Linked DNA regions of Homo sapiens: region 2 is linked to region 1. Evidence: read pairs that join two places in POLR2A ChIA-PET (ENCODE). Cell type or tissue: Panc1. All regions are shown on one strand. Each heading gives the region's core, and the rest is flanking DNA. Links, peaks and the distances in the headings are about the cores only.

Evidence for each region. Peaks named below come from ENCODE experiments on the same cell type or tissue, not always from the same donor. Only the 100,000 strongest peaks of a DNase experiment are listed, where the experiment ranks them.
Region 2: POLR2A ChIA-PET joins it to region 1 with 7 read pairs; 2 of 35 experiments call an interaction of 5 or more read pairs at or near these places.

Annotation. Positions count from the first base shown.
Region 1 is chr1:9,395,119-9,402,821 of GRCh38, forward strand. No RefSeq gene overlaps it. Among named protein-coding and RNA genes, the nearest start is that of LINC02606, 30 kb to the right of the region's middle. RefSeq lists enhancers at 4,011-4,854, 4,855-5,697, 5,698-6,540. In Panc1, for the core only: no CTCF peak of the experiment used is centred there; no DNase peak of the experiment used is centred there; H3K4me3 peaks cover 677 bases; H3K27ac peaks cover 4,573 bases.
Region 2 is chr1:9,555,459-9,563,161 of GRCh38, forward strand. All of the region lies in intron 2 of SLC25A33 (solute carrier family 25 member 33), which reads left to right. Among named protein-coding and RNA genes, the nearest start is that of SLC25A33, 20 kb to the left of the region's middle. RefSeq lists a silencer at 1-159. In Panc1, for the core only: no CTCF peak of the experiment used is centred there; no DNase peak of the experiment used is centred there.

The sequences.
Region 1 (7,703 bases), core at 1,852-6,851:
AGTTCTGGACTCCAGAAGTGCTGGAAGCGGTGCGTCAGCTGGGCTGATCCCTTCTGGAAGCTCTAAGGGAGAATCTGTTTCCTTCCACTTTCCAGCTTCTAAAGGCCACCTGCATTCCTTGGCTCTTGGCCCCATCCTCCCTCTTCAAAGCCAGCAGAGCATAACATCTTCTGGTCTCTATTCCTTTCTGTCTCTGTCTCTCTCGGACCCTGTTTCTATATGCGTGTGTGTGTCTCTCTCATCTGTCTCTCCCTTTCTCTCCCTCTCTCTTTCTGATCCTCCTGCCTCTAGCTTATAAGGACCCTTGGCATTACGTTAGGACCACTTGGGTAATCCCATCTCAAGGTCTTTAATTGAATCATGACTGCAAAATCCCTTTTGCTGTGTAAACATCTTCACAGGGCCATTATTCTATCTACCATGTCCTAGTGAGAATTAGCCTCACCTCCATCTGCATATACTTATGGTGAAGCCCTAACTCTCACCCACGGCAAGTTATTCATCCCTGCCTCAGAGGGCTGTCTGGTAGGTCAGACCCCTGCAGTGGAGAAGCCTACCCCTGACCTTCGACCTATGCACACAGGGTCCAGCACTTGGTCCGGTGGCAGACAGAGAACCTTCCCCAGAAAGCACCAGGGGTTGCAGGGTCAGAGGCCCAGTGGCCAGACCCAGGGGGAACTGTGTCCTTTCAGGTCACTGTCCTAGCTCTCCAGGAAGTCACAGGAAGGTAAAATCATGGAGAAGAATCCCTGGGCAGAGGAGAGAACTCCACTGGCCTGCTCACCTCCACTTGCATTGGGGTCTTGGGCCAGAATTCCAGGTCCAATACAGAGCCTTAAGATTTATTTTTAGGCCGGGCGCGGTGGCTCACACCGGTAATCTCAACACTTTGGGAGGCCGAGGCAGGCAGATCATTTGAGGTCAGGAGTTCAAGACCAGCCTGACCAACGTGGTGAAACCCCATCTCTACTAAAAATACAAAAATTAGCCAGGCATGGTGGCACGCACCTGTAATACCAGCTACTCAGGAGGCTGAGGCAGGAGAATCACTTGAACCCGGGAGGCAGAGTTTGCAGTGAGCTGAGATCGTGCCATTGCACTCTAGCCTGGGCAACGGAGCAAGACTCTGACTCAAGAAAAAAAACAAACACACATTTGTTTTTTGGTTGGGTGTGGTGGCTCACACCTGTAATCCCAACACTTTGGAAGGATGAGGCAGAAGGATCACTTGAGCCAAGGAGTTCAAAAGCAGCCTGGGGACCGGGCGCAGTGGCTCGCGCCTGTAATCTCAGCACTTTGGGAGGCCAAGGCGGGCGGATCACGAGGTCAGGAGATCGAGACCATCCTGGCTAACACGGTGAAACCCCTTCTCTACTAAAAACACAAAAAATTAGCCAGGCGTGGTGGCGGGCACCTGTAGTCCCAGCTACTCAGGAGGCTGAGGCAGGAGAATGGCGTAAACCTGGGAGGCGGAGCTTGCAGTGAGCCGAGATCTGGCCACTGTACTCCAGCCTGGACGACAGAACGAGACTCCGTCTCAAAAAAAAAACAAATTAAAAAAAAAAAAGAGCAGCCTGGGCAATGTAGGGAGACACCATCTCTACCAAAAAAAAAAAAAGAAGAAGAATAAAAAGAAAAAAAAAGATGTATTGTTTTTAAAAAGGTAAATGTTTCTGATACGAAAGGAATGGTGAATCCTGACACAGGTCACCCTTCCTAGAGCCGACATCAACAGGAGCGACTCCCTCTCCTCATTCCAAGAAACGTGGGATCGTGGGGTCAGCAGGATTCTGGCTTCCCATCCCTGGACAGTTTGGACCTTGGCAAAGGTACTGTTGACAAGGGGCTGGGCCCTGCCAAACACATCCCGGGATGCTCTCAGCTACTCCCAGGAAGAGGAGAGGAAGGAAAATGCTGCCCAAAGACAGTGCCCAGCAGGCGTGTTGCCCCCAGCCCAGCTGCCATGCTGCCTACCCCACAAAAGCCTAGGGCCTCCCTGAGTCCTGGTAAACCGGACTCCATGGGGACTGAGGCCTCGCACGAGCTGAGTCCCCAGGCTTGGGCATGGCTCTTGCCCTTTCCTTTCCTTTCTTTCCTGTCCTGTCCTGTCCTTTCCTTCTTTTTTTCCTTCCTTCCTTCTTTTCTCTCTCTCTCTCTCTCTTTCTCTCTCTCTCTCTCTTTCTTTCCCTCTTTCTTTCTGATGGGATCTCACTCAGTCACCCAGGCTGGAGTGCAGTGGTGCAATCATGGCTCACTGCAGCCTCAACCTCCCAGGCTCAAGCGATCATCCTGCCTCAGCCTCCCGAGTAGCTGGGACCACAGGCATGCACCGCCACACCCAGCTAATTTTCCATTTTTTTGTAGAGATGGGGTTTCACTATGTTGCCCAGGCTGGTCTCGAACTCCTGGACACAAGCCATCCTCCCACCTTGGCCTCCCAACGTGCTGGGATTACAGGCGTGAGCCACCGCACCTGGCCTGGCCCTTGCTGTTTCTTTCCTCCGGGAGGAACAAGGGCCTTACGGGACCGGGGGCTTCCACTTCTCCAAGTGGAAACCTCAGCCAGGGCTTGGTCAGAGCTGGCTTATGAGCTGGAATCAGCCCAGTCCACCTGGCCAGAGACTTCGATGGTCCAGGCCACGCCAGCCTCGAGGGGCCGGAAGGGAAAAGAAATTCGGCTCTGATCCCTCTGGCTCCTGGAAGAGGAGGTGGGCTGCTGCAGGCGTGTGCCTTGGGATGGATTCTAGAGCCCAGGGTCCCCTGTCCAGGCCTGGATGACCCAGCGATGGGAGCGATTTTTTAAATATTTTTCAATTAAGTCCGTGAGAGAGCTCAGAAGCCAACCCTGTGCGTGGCGTACAAATCCGGGCCGTGCAGCAGCAGCTCAGTTGGCAGGGGCCTCTCACTGGGCCCGCCAGCCACACCCTTGGACCGGCCAGGTTTTTCCTGAGTGGAAGCAGGGTTCAGGCCCTATGTGCCCTGCAGGACTGAGGAGTCCAGCAGGCTATCCGGGTCCCACAGAAAAGGTGGGGAATTCTGGCCAGCAGCCGGGCAGGGGACGAAAGAGGATGCTGAGAAGCTTTCAGGCGTTTCTCCACCCTCCTGAGTCACACGGGAATGTCTGAGACCAGGAGGCAGGTCGGGGGACTGGACGGGGGGGTGCTTTTTTGCAGCCTCTGCCAGGATCCCAGTGGGGGCAGGAGGAGAGACAGGCCCAGAGCTGGGCGAGGAGAGCTGGAGAGAGGCTGAGGAGGATACAGCTGCAGCCTCAAGCCCAGACACCACTTCCTCTCTCCCACCCCTCCCTCCTTTCCAGCCATGTGGCCCACCAAAGACCTCATCCTCGGGAAACGCAGCCAGGTCCCACCCACGAGGGCAGGGGCCTGGGGCTCCCCATCCCCAGCTGAGTTCAGGGCAGCATGAGGCCTGGCCTCACCTCCCTCTGCTCTCCCACCCGTGGGGGCTGCTGCCCTCACCCGTGGCTTCTAGATGATAGCCTCCCCCTCCATCCTATCCTCAACACCTCCCACAAGCTGGGCATACAGCTAGGGCTTAATAAATGCCAGTTTTCCCTCCTCTACTGCACCACACAGAGATTATTCAGATCCTCACCTTGCCTGGTAGGCTCATCTCAGGACATGGACAAATTAGAAACTATTTTATTTGTTTGTTTATTTTTCTATTTATTTATTTTTGAGACAGAGTCTTGTTCTGTCACCCAGGCTGGAGTGCGGTGGCGCCATCTTGGCTCACTGCAACCTCCACCTCCCAGGTTCAAGCGATTCTCCTGCCACAGCCTAAAGGGATTACAAGTAGCTGGGATTACAGGCACCCGCCACCACACTTGGCTCATTTTTGTATTTTTAGTAGAGATGGGGTTTCGCCATGTTGGCCAGGCTGGTCTCGAACTCCTGAGCTCAGGTGATCTGCCCACCTCAGCCTCCCATAGTGCTGAGATTACAGATGTGAGCCGCCACGCCCAACTTATTTATTTACTTGTTTATTTATTTTTAGATGGCGTCCCACTCTGTCACCCAGGCTGGAGTGCAGCGGTACTATCTCAGCTCACTGCAACCTCCGCCTCCTGGGGTCAAGTGATTCTGCTGCCTCAGCCTCCCAAGTAGCTGAGATTACAGGCACACACCACCATGCCCAGCTAATTTTTGTATATTTAAATAGAGATGGGTTTCACCACATTGGTCAGGTTGGTCTTGAACTCCTGACCTCAAGTGATCCACCTGCCTCAGCCTCCCAAAGTGCTGGGATTACGGGTGTGAGCCACCACACCTGGCCCAAATTAGGAACTAAATCATCAGCAAAAGCTGAGTCGCTTGCCCCTGGAAGAGGCAGCTGAGGACCAGCTGAGGCCACTTGACGCTGGGCGGGGGGCGGGGGGGCCCTGCCCTGCTCTGCCCCAGGGAGGTGCTGCTGCAGACCCTGCCTGTGCTGCAGTCCGAGGCCGCCCTCAAACCCCCGCTTCCAGCAGGATCCCCGCTGTCACTGAGATCCAGAGCTGCCACTGCTTCCGCATCATCCTTGTTTGCTATTTGGTGCTTTGGGCAAGCAGAGCTGTGTTTTGCCAGCTGCCGGCTGGCAGCTCAGCCCATCCTGCAGCTGGAGGCCCGAGCAGGGGGCCCAGGGAGCCCTTTGAAGTCCCTGTCTCAGCTGACAGCCCTCCCCTCTCGCCTCCCACCAGGGAATCCCACTGCCTCTGGTATGGACAAACACTCGCAAAGCTCAGAAAAGTGTAGCCACCTTTCCTGAAAATATTCAGCCTGGCCCAGCCCTGCTGGAAGCCACTGCACACGGTTCTTGGGGCTGAGACCATGGCTTTCTGCAAACTAACGTGGCCTTTGGGTGCAGCAATAGAGCCAGAAGACATCAGGGTGGCCTCAACCTAGAAGCCAGGTCCCGGCCACCTCTCACACAGGCTGGGCTAAGGGGAGGCTGCAGAGGAAGTTCAGTGGCAGCTGTTCCCTTTGCACCGGGGACTAGAGGTCGGACAGCTGGGATTAGTCAGAGGTGCCGAGCTGTGTCCTCCGCCAGCCCAACCATGGGGACCTTCTCCAAGTGGAAACCTCGGCTTGGGCTTAGCCAGAGCTGGCTTACGAGCTGGAATCAGCCCAGTCCACCTGGCTGGAGTCTTTGATGGCCCAGGCCACGCCAGCTTCATGGGGTCTGCAGGGAAAAGAAGTTCAGCTCAGAAATCTCTGGCTCCTAGAAAAGGAGGTGGGCGCCCTCCTGCCAGAGCCAGCTGATTTTAATTCAGCTACCCGGCAAACCTCCCTGGTTCCTGCTCTATGACAAACCCAGGGCAGGTGCCAAGATACAGAGATAGACAAAACTCAGTGCCTACCCTAGAGGAATTCATAGTCAGGTAAAATAACGGCCACACAGTGTGTCTGTGCCCATGTGGCAGAGGCCCAGAGAAGCAGCCTAGGACTGAGCTGAGCTGATATGCTTTGCAGGAAGTGGGTGAAAGTGCGGCAGAGGCCTGGGAGGCGGGAGGCCAGGTCTCTGGCAGTGGGGGTTCTTTCTTTAGCAGTCCCCTCCTAGCACCCACACAGTCCCAGGCCCTGGGAGGGCCAGCTCTGCACCCCAAAGCTGCTAAGTCTGTGGTCCAGGAGGTAGGTGGCCGCAGCTGCACCTGCCCGTCCCTCAGCCAGGGGAAGTGACTCGCCTCTGAGGCTCCTGCAGGCTGCCTCCTGGGGGAGCGTGCAGGAAAGAGTTTGCAGGTTTTATGGCCAGTGAGGTCCGGCTCAGGCCTGAGGAGGGTGCAGGCCAAGCCGGCCGGTTCTAATTAGGGGACTGGGCTCCTCGTAGCAGCCCAGGGGCCTGGGGGCTTTGCCAGTTTGTAGAACAGCCAGCACTGTTTTGCACAGTGTCTCCTGGCAACGGGGGCCACTCCAATGGGGAGCGGGGTGCCCTGGGAGCCCTTGTGGGCAGCAGCCAGCCACTCAGCCTGAGCTCACTCGTGCGGTCCCCTCCAGGTACTTCCGCCCTACCAGACTGACCTCGGGGGACACAGATCCCTGCTAGAGCATGGGGCAAACTGCCCTCTCCCAGCCTGGGTCAGTGCTGCCAGAACCCAAAGGGACTGGGGACGGAGGCTGGGTCTTTGCTTCCCCTCACCACCTCAGGTTGCCCTGAGTAAGCATTCTAAAACAAAAGGAGGCCGGGCGCGGCGGCTCATGCCTGTAATCCCAGCACTTAGGGCGGCCAAGGTGGGCGGATCACTTGAGGTCAAGAGTTTGAGACCAGCCTGGCCAACATGGTGAAACCCCATCTCTACTAAAAATACACAAAATTAGCCGGGCGTGGTGGTGCGCGCCTGTAATCCCAGCTACTCAGGAGGCTGAGAAACAAGAATTGCTGAGGCAGAGGTTGACGAAGGGGGTGGAGGTTGCAGTGAGCCGAAATTGTGCCACTGCACTCCAGCCTGGGCGACAGAGTGAGACTCTGTTTCAAAAAAAATAAAACAAAATAAAAGTAAGATAAACCAAGAATAAGTACCGACGCCTAGTGTCTAGACAATGCCTAGCACACAGTAGATGCTCAAAGAATGCAGAGTGAATAACCAAGCTCAGTGCTTGGAAACCTGGCTGGCACACAGTAGGCTCACAATCCATGTGCCGAACACAAGAAGGAATGAAGTTTGTCTTCAGCCCCATGCAGTGAGTTCTAGAAAGCAGGTGGCCTGTTGCTTTCATCTTGTGTCTGCAATGCCTGATACAGGACCCAGGACTCCTCGGGCCTGGCAGGACCCGCCCCAGCCGAGGTTCCCGTCCTGGTGCTGGGGGCGAAGGGGAGGGAGGGAGGCCGGCAGGCGGCTGGTCAGACAGTGTGAGTCTGGCCTTTGAATGTTATTCCCGGCAGTTCCTCTGATTCACAGCTGTCCCAGGAACAGTCATGGCTGTGTCAATAAATATTGGTGACTTTTAATGACCTCTCCGTCTCGCAGGGCCATGTGGGCCTTCCTGCCCCTCCAAAGACCCCGTCCAGGCTGTTGTTTTTCTAGCCAGCGTATAGCGCTCTGTGCCAGTGAGAGGGCCTTGGGGACCGAATGGCCCCCGCAGGCTGATAACTCAGAAGGCATTTTCTGTCTCCTTGCTTCGCCTGCTCCTTTTCACCATAACTCCCCAGACCTCCTGGGAATGACCCTGAGTGCAGAAGGATGGGCAACATCAGAGGCCCTGGCTCAGAAAGAGCCAGAAAGGAGCTGCCACCTTGGCCCCCCCTGCCCTTCCCCCTACACCTCTGCCTGGGTGTCTTGTCCTTTCTCCACGCTAGAAAAGGACATCGCATCTCACGCCAACACAACATGCCAGGCAAAGATAAGCTGCTTTTCCTCCTTCCACACTTTCACACTTTCCACAGTTTAGGCTGAGGGAGAGTTTGAATTAAAACCCAACTACAGCACGGCTGGGCATGGTGGCTCACGCCTGCAATCCCAGCACGTTGGGAGGCTGAGACGAGTGGATCACCTGAGGTCAGGAGTTTGAGACCAGCCTGGCCAACATGGTGAAACCGCGTCTCTAAAAATAAAAAAATTAGCCAGGCGTGGTGATGCATGCTTGTAATCCCAGCTACTTGGGAGGCTGAAGTGGGAGGATTGCTTGAACCTAGGAGGCGGAGGTTGCAGTGAACTGAGATGGGGCCGCTGCACTCCAGCCTGGACGACAGAGCAAGACTCCATCTCAAAA
Region 2 (7,703 bases), core at 1,439-6,438, 160 kb after region 1:
AGTTGGAGAGTGCTTAGTTTATTTTTAGGTATGTTTTATTTGTAAAACCCAACTATGAGTCACTGGGGCATTCATGCCAAATGTGTGCAAAGGTACATCTGAGCTTACTGAGCGAAACTGAACAGCAAGACCAGATGCCAGGGACAAGTGAGAGCATCAGAAGCCCAGCGAGGGAACAGGGAGATTGGTGTCCAAGACTCCAGGAGAAATTGGGGTTTTTGTTTGTTTGTTTGTTTTCTTTTTTGAGACAGATTCTCACTCTGTCACCCAAGCTGGAGTGCAGTGGTACGATCTCTGCTCACTGAGACCTCTGCCTCCTCGGTTCAAGCGATTCTTCTGCCTCAGCTTCCCGAGTAGCTGGGATCACAGGCATGCACCACGATGCCTGGCTAATTTTTGTATTTTTGGTAGAGACAGAGTTTTACCATGTTGGCCAGGCTGGCCTTGAACTCCTGACCTCAGGAGATCTGCCTGCCTTGGCCTCCCGAAGTACTGGGATTATGGGCATGAGCCACTGTGTCTGGGTGAGAATCAGGTTTTTAAATTAAATGCTAAGAAAAGGAGTGGAGACACTGGGCAGGAAAGTTGGGGGTGGGTACAGGAGGGACAGAAGCACAGAGATGTGGAGGGACACTTTGCTCTCAGGACAGATCCGAGTCCATGGCCCCCATCAAGATGGGACTGTGAGAACACTCCTCCTGCTTTGCCTTTTCACATGCTTAGGCGGTGCCAGTGTCCCGGGTGACACCTTTCTTCTAAGGAACATGCAGTGCTTTGGACATAAGGAAACTGAAGACAGGTAATGTTACTTCAGTAACATTCAAAATGAATTTCCTCTTGCCAAATAATCATGACTAGTGAATTTGGATTTACTGTAACTGGGGAACTGTTACCCAAAAGTGTGGGTGTCAATAGGGCCAACCTGGAAGGTAAATGGGAATGTTTCTCCATTTTAGGTTTTACAGGATATGTGGGTTGAGTGTCCCTTATCTGAAATGCTTGGGACCAGAAGCAATGCAGATTTCGGATTTTGGAATATTTGCTTCATCATACCAGTTCAGCATCCCCAGTCCAGAAATACAAAATGCTCCAATGGGCATTTCTTTCAGCATCATGTTGTCACTCAAAAAGTTTCTGATTTTAGAACATTTTGGATTCTTATGGCTTTCTAATCTCCAGTAAATCCAGCCCCCCCCATAAGAGATTGTGTGTGTGTCTGTGTCTGTGTGTGTGTGTGTGTGTCTGTGTGTGTGTCTGTGTGTCTGTGTGTATCTGTTCCCTCCCCTCAATTAGGGCAATTGTTTAGTAAAATTTAAATCAAAGGAAAAAGGCCACTCCATGTTTTAATACAGGAACAACTTCCACACCACACAAAAGACAAACTATTTTCATTACAGTCCCACCGGCTTCATTGGTTAATACAGCCACAGCTACACAATAATGAGCCATCACTTATATATGAATACTTTAATTAATTAATTAATTTTGGGTTTTTTTGAGACAGAGTTTCACTCTTGTTGCCCAGGCTGGAGTGCAATGGCGTGATCTCGGCACAACCTCCGCCTCCCAGGTTCAAGCGATTCTCCTTCCTCAGCCTCCCAAGTAGCTGGGATTACAGGAATGTGCTACCACGCCCGGCTAATTTTGTATTTTTATTAGAGACAGGGATTCTCCATGTTGGTCAGGCGGGTCTCAAACTCCCAACCTCAGGTGATCTGCCCGCCTTGGCCTCCCAAAGTGCTGGGATTACAGGCGTGAGCCACTGTGCTCGGCATGAATACTTTTAAATCAGTTTATTTTATTGACATCAAAATATAAACAATGGCGTTAGTAAGTAAAATTTTAGTTATAATGTTTTGTCAGAAAGGTGTTTGTAAAGTGGCACTTTTCACCCAAGAGCTATTTTATTTAAGCTTTATTTCCTCAGCTTTATTATATATTTTTAAAATTCTGGGCTGGGCACGGTGGCTCATGCCTGTATTCCTAGCACTTTGAAGGGCCAATGCAAATGGATTGCTTGAGCTGAGCCCAGGAGTTTGAGACCAGCCTGGGCAATGTGGCGAAATCCCATCTCTACAAAAAATACAAAAAATTAGCCGGGCATGTTGGCGTGCACCTATAATCCCAGCTACTCAGGAGGCTGAACTTAGGAGTTGAATATAACTGAGCATGATATTCAGATCTCTCAAACGGATTCTTGGGCAAGAGTGTGTTCAAGACACATTTATCAGGAAAGCTACTTATCATTGTAAAAATGTATTTGGGAAATGTTAGAAAAAGACGTAATAAAATGCAGGTGCTCTATTGCAAAAACCACACATTTAGCACTTTTAGGCACAATTTACGTAAGACAGGATGTCCTTGAGCCCAGGAGATCAAGGCTGCAGTGAGCTGTGATTGTGCCACTGTACTCCAGCCTGGGCAATGGAATAAGACCCTGTGTCAAAAAAAAGAAAGATTCTCTCACACAACTATTTAATAACTTTCAAGTAAAGGACTACTTTTAAAAAATTGTGGGTACATAGTAGGTGTATACACTTACGAAGAAAACTCCTTTTACGTGGTAGTATTTCATTGATTTTGCACAACCTTAGCAGATGAGTACTCAGGCGTGACGTTACCTCTATTTTAGAGAAGAGGACATGCAGGTTAAGGGCTAAGTGACATGCCCAAAGTCATGTTCAATGTATATCCACCTTGCTTCTAAGAAAGACTTGAAGCCGCTAAAGTAAAGTAAGAAATGAACAAGCCCCAGACACAAGGCTGAGCCTCTGCTGCTTCTCCGCGAAGGCAGCAGCAGTTCCCAGCTCAGAGACTCCTAGGACTGCACCCTTCTGCCTCCGTGGCTATTGCTTCTGTTTCCTTTGCTGTGCTGCAGCCTTACAACCTCTGGCTGTTGGAGGGTCCAGGGCCCAGACCCTGGCCTTCTCTAGCTACTGCCACTCCTGTGGGCGCACTTAGTTTCATGGCTGTAAATACCATCTGTAAGCTGGCAGCCTTTCTGCTCTGAGCCTCACACGCTCCATCCGGCTGCCTGTTTGACAGCTTGGATGTTTATTAGCCATCCAAGAGTAACATGAGCAAAACAGAACTCCACAAAACCTACTGCTCCCAGAGTCTTCCCTGTCTCTGTTAGAGGCAGCTCCATCTTTCCAGCTACACAGATCTCAAGCTTCATAGTCATCCTTGGATCTTATTTCTCAGCCCTGCAGCAAATCCTATCAAGTCTACCTTCAAAATAAATACAGAATCTTACCCCTTCTCACTACTTCCTCCACCACTGTCCTGATGGAAGCCACCGTATCTCACCTATATTGGTGCATTCACTTCCTGACTGCTCTGGCTTGAAAGCTTGCTGCCCTCTACCCTCAGTCTGATCTCAGCAGAGCACCCAGAGAACCCTCTGCTCAGATCCTCTGCTCAGAGTTGCTGTCTCCCTCTGGGTAAGAGCTACAGCTATCCCTGTGGCCTACTAGGTTCTACACGATTCTCACCCTTCCCATTACTTCTGACTTTTCATCTCCTATTTTCCCCTTTGCCTCTCCAGCCTCCTTTTTGTTCCTTTAAAAGGCCAGGAACATTTCCCACCGCAGGGTGTTTGCAGTAGACATTGTCTGCACGGCTGACGTCCGCTGTCATCACCTTGCAGGAAGACCCTATAGTGACCATGCTATTTAAAAGCAAACTCTCCGCAACACTCCAGCCCGCCTTCCTGCTTTATATTTTTATCCGTAGCACTTACGTCCATCAACATACAGTGTAGTTTACTTATTTCTATTCTTTTCTCCCTCTTCACCACCCCCTCCAATGGGACTTCTTTGGAGGTAGTGACTTTGGTTTCTTTTAATTACTGAAATCGTCCCCAAGCATCGAGAATGTTGCCTGTCACATAGCAAGCATTCCATACAAATTGAATGCATGAGTTTTGGCATGTCAGGAAGATATTGCATATAAAGGGCTTAACACCCTCCCTCCGTGTAAATAATAAAAGCTGCTGTCATTATAATAGCTACTCTCTGCTTTTAAACACAAGGTTTTGTTTTTTTTTAACCTTAAAGTCTTTTATCTCTTAATAGAGGCAAAAAAAAAAGGTGGGGGGGAATATCCTATTACATAATTCTCATGTGAAGAAAGCATACTCTTCGGGGGAAATTTGTATCTTTTCCTGTTAATAAGTTCTAAAGGCAGAGTCTGTAACTCAGGACTTACATAAAAACAATATACCAACTTAGGAAGCTTTAGGGGGGCTTAACAGAGGGTGGCTCCTTTTCAGGCTGCTACCATGTGGGTTGAAGCCACCATCCTCTCTCACCTGGATTATTGTACAGCTTTCTGTTTCTTCATTAACCATCCCTAAGCTAACGGCGGTGACGATGGTTTACAGAGAGGGTCTTTATCTAGTAAGTGATCAAACAAGAACAAGGGTACAGGCTTTTGTCTTATCTACAAAGCCCGTGTTAGTTTCCTGTTGACATTTTTGGAAGACACTTTGTTATTCAAAAACCATACAAGGCTGGGCGCAGTGGCTCACCCTTGTAATCCCAGCACTTTGGGAGGCCAAGGCAGGTGGATCACCTTAGGTCAGGAGTTAGAGACCAACCTGGCCAACATGGCGAAACCTCGTCTCTACTAAAAATACAAAAACCAGCCGGACATGGCAGCACGTGCCTGTAATCCCAGCTTCTCGGGAGGGTGAGGCAAGAGAATCACTTGAACCTGGGAGGCGGAGGTTGCAGTGAGCCGAGATCACGCCACTGCCTTCCAGCCTGGGCAGCAGAGCGAGACTCCATCTCAAAAAAAAAAAAAAGAGAAAAGAAAAAAAACCCATGCAAATAACATGGTCATTCGTTTAAAAGTTGTCTGCTTGTGGCCGAGGCGGGCGGATCACGAGGTCAGGAGATAGAGACTATCCTGGCTAACACGGTGAAACCCTATCTCTACTAAAAATACAAAAAATTAGCCAGGTGTGGCGGTGGGCGCCTGTAATCCCGGCTACTCGGGAGGTTGAGGCAGGAGAATGGCATGAACCCCGGAGGCGGAGGTTGCAGTGAGCCGAGATCGTGCCACTGCACTCCTGTCTGGGTAACAGAGCAAGACTCCATCTCAAAAAAAAAGTTGTCTGCTTATTAATAGTCTTACTCATTTGGGGAATACTACTTTAAAAGACTTGTCAGAGAACAGAATTTGTTTATAGAAAGTTTATTTTCAAAATTCAGAGAAAAAAATATTCTCTATTCTGTTAAAGAAAAGTATTCTGTTAAAGAAAAAAATTCTCTATTGAAGAACCTATCTCGAACCTATCTTTTTTTTTTTAATAGTTACTTAAAAAGCAAAAAGGCAATATGTTAACAGATTCAGGTATCTGCTATTAAATGTGCCAGAGTAATAAATAGTATATGTATTTCAGGTATTTGCTTTTAAAAAAAATAAAAATCTTCTGGCTTAATATTTTCCAGCAAAGTTCTTACTATTTAAACTGCTGAGACACATTCTTTTTTTTTTTTTTTTTGAGGCAGAGTCTTGCTCTGTCGCCCAGGCTGGAGTGCAGTGGCACCATCTCTGCTCACTGCAACCTCTGTCTCCCGGATTCAAGCGATTCTCCTGCCTCAGCCTCCTGAGTAGCTGGGACCCGTCACCACGCCCGGCTAATTTTTTTTGTATTTTTAGTAGAGACGGGGTTTCAGCGGTATTAGCCAGGATGGACTCCATCTCCTGGCCTTGTGATCCGCCCGCTTCGGCCTCCCAAAGTGCTGGGATTACAGGCGTGAGCCACCGCGCGCAGCCCTCTTTTTGTTTTTTCAAGTGCCTTTTTCATTGAAAAGTAACGTGTTAGTGATCTCCTATCTTATCTTTTAGGAACCACAGTGTTCAGATGAGACATTTGTCTTGGATTAGTCTGTGCTATGCATATTATGATATAAAACAGTGAAGAGAATAAAATGCTCCAAACAAGACCCTGATTTTTTTTTTCCATTTTTTTCCTAAATGAAAGTTTGTGACTGTGGGAAAATGAGTCTGGATCCTTCTGGGCTTGATTTTGCAGCTGAAATGTACCATTTATAGTAGGATCTTAATTGTTCCAGAAAAGTTTTGTAAACATCAAGCTAGGTTAGAAGTTTGGATTATGTAACAGATTTGGCTTTTTGCCAACTGTTATTATGTGTAACTATGGAGACCGCCTTTCTTAAGTTCTTAACAGGCCTGAGTCACTTGAGGACACGAGTTCCCTACTGCATTATGGATGAGCGGCTTCAAGCTTCCTGGAGCCAGAGATTCCCTTAATTGTGTTTAAATGACTCCTGAAGCTGAACAGGGTACATTAATGGGGACCACAGAGAGGATCTAAACTTTACACAATTTCTTGATACACTTAGCGTTTGAAAATCTTGATTATGTGCTATATTATAAAGTATAGGCCACTTCAGGGTGTTACTTGAGAGAGGTTTTAGTTCAGACAGCTCGATCGTTTAAAAGAGCAATACTGCTTGAACCCTTAAAAGAGCAATACTGTTTGAACCCGGGAGGTGGAGGTTGCAGTGAGCCGAGATCATGCCACTGCACTCGCCTGGCGACAGAGCAAGACTCCGTCTCAAAAAAAAAAAAAAAGGGGCAATATTCGTGTTTCACGCCTGCAATCCCAGCACTTTGGGAGGCTGAGGTGGGCGGATCACCTGAAGTCAGGAGTTCAAGACCAGCCTGGCCAACATGGTGAAACCCCATCTCTACTAAAAATACAAAAATTAGCCAGGTATGGTGGTGTACACCTGTAATCCCAGCTATCCAGGAGGCTGAGGAAGGAGAATCACTTGAGCCTGGGAGGCGGAGGCTGCAGTGAGCCGAGATGCAGCCACTGCACTCCAGCCTGGCTGACAGAGCAAGACTCCATCTCAAAAAAAAAAAAAAAAAAATTAGCAGGACGTGGTGGCTGTTGTCTATAATCTCATCTACTCAGGAGGCTGAGGCAGCAGAATTGCTTGAACCCAGGAGGCAGAGGTTGTATGGGATCACTTAAAAGGGCCTGGGCTTAACACCTGTCAGTAAGGAAAATGATTTGATTAGAAAATAAGACTACTGTCTCTGCATAATATTTTTATGTAATTGAATTATATAAATGGGCCAGGCACAGTGGCTCATGCCTGTAATCTCAACACTTTGGGAGGCCGAGGTGGGCAGATCACTTGAGGTAGGGAGTTCGAAACCAACCTGACCAACATGGAGAAACCCTGTCTCTACTAAAAATACAAAATTAGCTGGGCGTAGTGGCGGGTGCCTGTAATCCCAGCTACTTGGAGACTGAGGCAGGAGAATCACTTGAACCTGGGAGGCAGAGGTTGTGGTGAGCCAAGATCGCGCCATTGCACTCCAGCCTGGGCAACAAGAGCAAAAACTCCGTTTCAAAAAAAAAAAAAAAATTATATAAATTGAACTAAGGTCTGACTTACTACTTTTTAAAATAATAGCTTTTTTTTTTTTTTTTTGAGGCAGAATCTCGCTCTGTCACCCAGGCTGGAGTGCAGTGGCGCAATCTCGGCTCACTGCAAGCTCCACCTCCTGGGTTCACGCCATTCTCCTGCTTCAGCCTCCCGAGTAGCTGGGACTACAGGCGCCCACTACCACGCCTGGCTAGTTTTTTTTGTTTGTATTTTTAGTAGAGATGGGGTTTCACTGTGTTAGCCAGGACGGTCTCGATCTCCTGACCTCGT